2 separate regions of the Mus musculus genome follow, and region 2 is linked to region 1. A link is a loop called in an ENCODE intact Hi-C map of the cell type or tissue named here. Cell type or tissue: gastrocnemius. All regions are shown on one strand. Links, peaks and the distances in the headings refer to the core of each region. The heading gives the core; the rest is flanking DNA. Region 1 has its middle 1.8 kb from the start of Mrpl4. Region 2 holds the start of Ppan (peter pan homolog).

The links. A loop is a pair of places that touch in the nucleus more often than their neighbours do. Peaks named below come from ENCODE experiments on the same cell type or tissue, not always from the same donor. Only the 100,000 strongest peaks of a DNase experiment are listed, where the experiment ranks them.
Region 2: it touches region 1 in a loop (2.8-fold over the local background); 7 of 42 quality-filtered maps call a loop at or near these places.

The regions. Positions count from the first base shown.
Region 1 is chr9:20,999,477-21,002,387 of GRCm38, reverse strand. It overlaps a transcript of Mrpl4 not described here. Among named protein-coding and RNA genes, the nearest start is that of Mrpl4, 1.8 kb to the left of the region's middle. In gastrocnemius, for the core only: a CTCF peak has its summit at 1,392; a DNase peak (open chromatin) is centred at 1,397; H3K4me3 peaks cover 8 bases.
Region 2 is chr9:20,886,633-20,889,543 of GRCm38, reverse strand. Ppan (peter pan homolog) reads right to left here and starts at 1,369. Exons shown (of 11, transcript NM_145610.2): 1 at 1,227-1,369; 2 at 967-1,137; 3 at 105-206. The coding sequence starts at 1,244. It overlaps LOC115487308 (a small nucleolar RNA gene), which reads right to left and starts at 60; the gene lies at 1-60. In gastrocnemius, for the core only: a CTCF peak has its summit at 1,541; a DNase peak (open chromatin) is centred at 1,352; H3K4me3 peaks cover 1,743 bases; H3K27ac peaks cover 2,277 bases.

The DNA.
Region 1 (2,911 bases), core at 143-2,642:
ATTCTAGCACTCAGAAGCAACACTGCAATTCGAGGCCAGCCTGGTCTATATAGTACATAGTGACTTCAGAGTGAGACCCTGTCTGGAAATTAAGAAAAAAATTTTAAAGGTGTGTGCCATGTCCATGTCATGTGGCTATTTTTCGCTTTTTCAATATATATGTATTTTAATTTTTTACTTTTAAGAAATATTTTATTTATTTTATACATATAAGTGCTCTGTTTGCATGCCTGAAGAGAGCATCAGATCCCATTATAGGTGGCTATGAGCCACCATGTGGTTGCTGGGAATCGAACTCGGGAAGAGCAGACAGTGCTCTTAACCACAGAGCTATCTCTCCAGCTCCTATTTTAGTTTTCTTAATTTATTTTTGTGTTTGAGTGTGGAAGTAAGAAGACAACTCAAGGGAGTTGCGATTTCCTTTCACTCTGTGGATAGAACTCAGGCCATCCAGTTTGGTGGCAAGCCACCTAACCAGCTGAGCCATCTCAAACGCCATCCTATTCTTTTGTAAACAAGGCTTCTCTGTGTAGCCAAGGATGACCTTGAGTTCAGAGTCTCCCTGTCTGGCTTCCGGAGGTCTGGATTGCTGGTTGTCTGCACCGCTATGCTTACATGACCAGGTGAATCTAATTTTATCTGATCTTCCCTCCCCCTCTCTTTGGTGTGTGAAGGGGTCTGATTTGGCTGGCCTTGAACTCTGTGTAGTCAAGAGTAACCTTGAATTTCTGATTCTTTTTTTTTTTTTTTTTTTTTGAGACAGGGTTTCTCTGTGTAGCCCTGGCTGTCCTGGAACTCACTCTGTAGACCAGGCTGGCTTCGAACTCAGAAATCCGCCTGCCTCTGCCTCCCGAGTGCTGGGATTAAAGGCATGCGCCACCATGCCCGGCTGAATTTCTGATTCTTCTGCCCCCCACCTCAAGAGTCCTGAGATTATATGTATGTGCCACCATGCTGGTTTATTTAGTGCTAAAGATCAAGATGTTTGTGCAGTTTAGGTGCCCTAGCAGCTGAGCCATCTCTCCAGCCCCTATGGGGTTTATTTATTTGTTGAGAGAGAACTCCAGTATGTAATCTTGAAATCCTCCAGCCTCCTCTTTCCAGATGTGTTTGATTCTTTAAATGAAAGTCCTGCCAGAAAGCTTTCAGTATTTCTTAGATTCTCCAGGGCTGGCTATATCCCTCTGAAATCCCTCCTATCAGCCCTGTGTCCCTCCACTCACATCTAATCCAGGATCCTGCCCCCTGTCCTTCTAGGACTCTCCCAGGGCAGAGGGGAAAAAAAAATTACCTCATGAACAGATCCAGATCACCTCACTAAGAACCTCTCCAAAGATAATTGAAAGAGTTTATGGTTTGTCTCTGTTCCACACTTGACCTTCAGGGGGTGCTGAGAGCTTACACCTGGCTCACTGCCATCCACTATGAGGGCTGGACAGAGCTTGGACTCTGGTCTCTGAGCCAACCTCCTTTTCATCACCTGGATAATGGGAAAATTGTGATTCTTTTGTAAATGAGGAGTACAAAGGGTGGAATTCCTGGCTTGAGATGAAAATTCAGTAACCAGCATTATGGATTCTAATACTGAAGGAGCCTTGTGATCAAAGAGACAACAGAAGACCAAGGCAGGCCGGGCATGGTGGTACAAGCCTTTAATCCCAGCACTTAGGAGGCAGAGGCAGACCAAGGCAGGTGGTTCTTAGTGAGTTCAGGCAACCTTGGTCTACATAGTGAGTTCCAGGCTACACAGTGCCATAACTCACTGGTGGAGCAGACCCTGGAGAATGTAATTATTGGGCTAAATGCATATAGTTTTGTTGTTGTTGTTGTTGTCGTCGTCGTCGTCTTTGCATTTGTTATCAGTTTATGTATTTTCAGACATGTATTATGTAGCCCAGCCTAGCTTGGAACTCACTATGTAGCTGAGAATAACCATGAACCCTGATCTTCTGTCTCTGCCTTTCTCGTGCTAACATGACTGTCTTGTGGAACTATGTGCTGTTCGTGTAGTACTGAGGCTGGAGTCCAGGGCCTCCTGCTTGTTAGGCAAACACCCTATCCACTGAGCCCCAGCCTCACTGATATATTTTTGAACATTTCTAGGATATACTATTAGATTTACTAATTAACTATTAAACAGTGGTAGCCAAGTATACATGAGGCCCTTGGTTCTATCTCCAGCACCACAAAGAAAACAAGGATTTATTCTAACCAACAGTGCCTTTTCTATGTGCAGTTGAGAGTGGGCATACATATGCCAAGCTGCAGATGTGGAGGTCAGAAGGTGATGTTGAGTTGTTAGTCCTTTTCTTTCACTAGATAAGTTCCAGGGATCAAGCTCAGGTTGTTAGACTTGGTAGCAAGCACCTTTATCCACTGAGCCGTCTCATTGGCCCAAGAACCTAGTGTTTTGGGGGTTTGTTCTTACTGGTATTTGTTTGTTTATCTTTTTATTCATTCATTCATTTGTGTTGGGGGCACACATGTGGGTATGGAGATCAAAAGACCATTTGTGGGAATTGGTTCTCTCTTTCTCTCTCTCTCTTTCTTTTGTTTTTGTTTTTGTTTTTGGTTTTTTGAGACAGGGTTTCTCTGTATAGCCCTGGTTGTTCTGGAACTCACTTTGTAGACCAGGCTGGCCTCGAACTCTGAAATCCACCTGCCTCTGCTTCCCGAGTGCTGGGATTAAAGGTGTGCACCATCATGCCCGGCTTGGTATCCTAGGTCTTAAAGTCAGATGTGAAGCTTGGCAACAAGCATCTTTACCTGTGGAGTCCTCCTGACAAACCTGAAATCCAAGTCTTTGTAAGTGCAAAAAGTGGGCCTTACTACGTAGCTCTGGCTGGCCAATCTCAAACTCACAGAGATCCACTTGCCTCTTCTTCCTGAGTGCTGGGATTAAAGGCGTGCA
Region 2 (2,911 bases), core at 324-2,823, 110 kb after region 1:
TTACTTTGAAGCCAGCATCACAAGAGCTCAGGGCAATGGGCTCATCATCAGACAGGAGCAGCTGGGGCTCAGGGAGGGAAAGGGACGGTGTGGCGCGCACTCACCAAGTATACACTGTTATCTGTTTTGGTCAAAATAAGGAAGTGTGTGACCCCCAGGGGGCCAGCCACTGCCACACAGTCCTTCAGGGAGTTCTTCTTTCGAACCTGATAAATGGAGAAAGAAACGGACACAAGGGGCTGGTGAGATGGCTCAGTGGGTAAGAGCACCCGACTGTTCTTCCGAAGGTCCAGAGTTCAAATCCCAGCAACCACATGGTGGCTCACAACCATCTGTAATGAGACCTGAGACCCTCTTCTGGAGTGTCTGAAGACAGCTACAGTGTACTTACATATAATAAATAAATAAATCTTTAAAAAAAAAAAAAAGAAACGGACACAAACATTGAGAGAAGACGTTTAAACGATTATTCTGAGATGGTATTTCTGACCACACACTCCTTTCTGGAGGTATTGGGGTTTTACCTGTACCCCTAAACTATTGCCCCAGCACTCAAAAATACTCTTTAAAAAGTATTTTTTACAAGCCTGTTGGGAGGGACGCAAAGATGGAGGTCAGAGGACTTCAGGAGCTGTTTCACCCCCTCCACTACGTGGGGCACAGGAATTGAACTACAGTTTAACAGCAAGCCCCCTTTCCCACTGAGTCACCTAGCGATTGCCCCCAAAGTATGACTTTCCGTTTTTTACACAAGACCTCACTATGTAACCACAGATGGTCTCTATGGTGATCTTCCCCCTCGATTCTATTCCCGATTTCGCCTGCACACCATTAAGCCTGGGTCAGAGGTGCTGGGGATTCAGCCAAGCCCTCCCACATGGAAGGCAGGCGCTCAGCTTCTGGCCCCAAGTCCTCGCCAAGATGCCGAGCCCCGAACCTGGAGCTGAAGGGCTGAGGGATACAGACCTGCAGGCGGGTAGCGGTGAGAGGTTCCATGACCCGCCGCACATCCAGGCTGAGCTGCCGGACATTGCGACCCGCTCGGCCTCGCGTGAACACGAACGAGTGCGGCTGTGCAGCGTAGGACTCGAGGTTGCGGAGCTGCGCCTGGGCGCGATTGCGCTTCTGATGTCGGGACTGCGGGGACGACAGGCAGGCGGTGAGCGCCCAAGCTTCGGCCGCGACCCCACCAGTGCCCCATGCCCGCCCAGGCCGCCGCGCCTCACCCGCCCGGACTGCCCCATGCTGCCTGCTTCCCCACGAGGCAGCCTCTGTATTCGCTTCCGGCGCACACCGCTCACTTCCGTGCAGGAGACGCAAAGAGGACGGACTTTACGTGGCCAACTTCCGGTGCCACGCGGCTCGTAACTCTTCCCACTTCCTGCGTGCCGGCCAGTGACGTCATCCAACGGTCCTTGGCTCCGGACGGCTTAAAGGACCGAGAATCCTTTCCAGGGGTCTTTATAAAGATGCCGTGGTCCTTTTTGCACAAAAGAGAGGGGCCTCACAATTATTTGAGGGTTCGAGTCCCTATCCTGAACGTTTCGGCAAGCGTACTGCCCCCTTTGTTTGGCCTTTCAGTTTTTTATTCTGAAACAGGATCTCACGCAGCCCACGCTGGCCTGCAACTAACAGAGATCCGCGTGCGTACACTGAGCGCTGGGATTAGAGGCATGTGCCACCCTTCCTGGCTGACTAAACTCACACAGATCCGTGGGCCCGTATCTTCCAAGGACAGGAACTAAAGACTTGTACCACCATGTCCACCCCCTCTCCAAATAGATTGTATTTATTTATTTATTTTTAAATATTTTTTATTACATATTTTCCTCAGTTACATTTCCAATGCTATCCCAAAAGTCCCCCATACCCTCCCCCCCACTTCCCTACCCACCCATTCCCATTTTTTTTTTTTTTTTGGCCCTGGCGTTCCCCTGTACTGGGGCATATACAGTTTGCGTGTCCAATGGGCCTCTCTTTCCAGTGATGGCCGACTAGGCCAATCTGTGGTGGTGCATATGAGGAGATCAGAGGGTCATTTTTAAGAGTTGGTTCTCAGGCTGAAGAGATGGTTCAACGGTTAAGAGCACTGACTGCTCTTCCGAAAGCCCTGAGCTCAAATCCCAGCAACCCCAAGGTGGCTCCCAACCATAATGAGTTCTGACGCCCTCTTCCGGTGTTTCTGAAGACAGTTACAGTGTACTTACATATAATAAATAACTCTTTAAAAAAAGAGTTGGTTCTTTCCTTTTGCCATATGAGGCCTGGAGATGGAGTTCAGATCCTCAGACTTGGTGGTAGGTGTCTCTACTCAACTAAGTCATCTTGCCAGACCTCTAAAATGTTTTAAAATATAATTGTGTTATGCTCATGGGTATTTTGCATGCACAGATGTTTGTGTGTCACTTCTGAAAAAGGAGCTGGAGTTACAGATGGTTGTGAGTTGCCATGTGGGTGCTAGGGATTGAACCTGGGTCCTCTGTAAGAGCAGCTAGTGCTCTTAACCCTGAGCTAGCTCTCCAGGCAATTTTATCGGCCAGTGACGTCAGCTTACCAGTATTGGATTCCCTTATGTTTTTCATTCATCTTTAGTTTGACTCCTTCATTTTCTCTTTCTTCCTTGCATCTATTTCCTTCCTTTGTTCCTGCCCCCACTTCTCTCTCGCTCATTCTTCTGCTAGTCCCATCTGTTGTATCTTAACAGCCATTCCTCTATTCTGAGGCCCTTAACATACCCCCAACTAAGTATCCTGGCACCCTGCCTTCTGTGAATAAAGATGCAGTCCTGATCCTGGGCACAGTGGTCCCTGACACTTGGGGCTCACGCAGTTGTCTGTCAGATCCTGAGGGCCATCTTTGCTCCCCAAAATCCTGTCTGCAGATGGGCAGAAGTGTGGAAACTTCCTCTGGA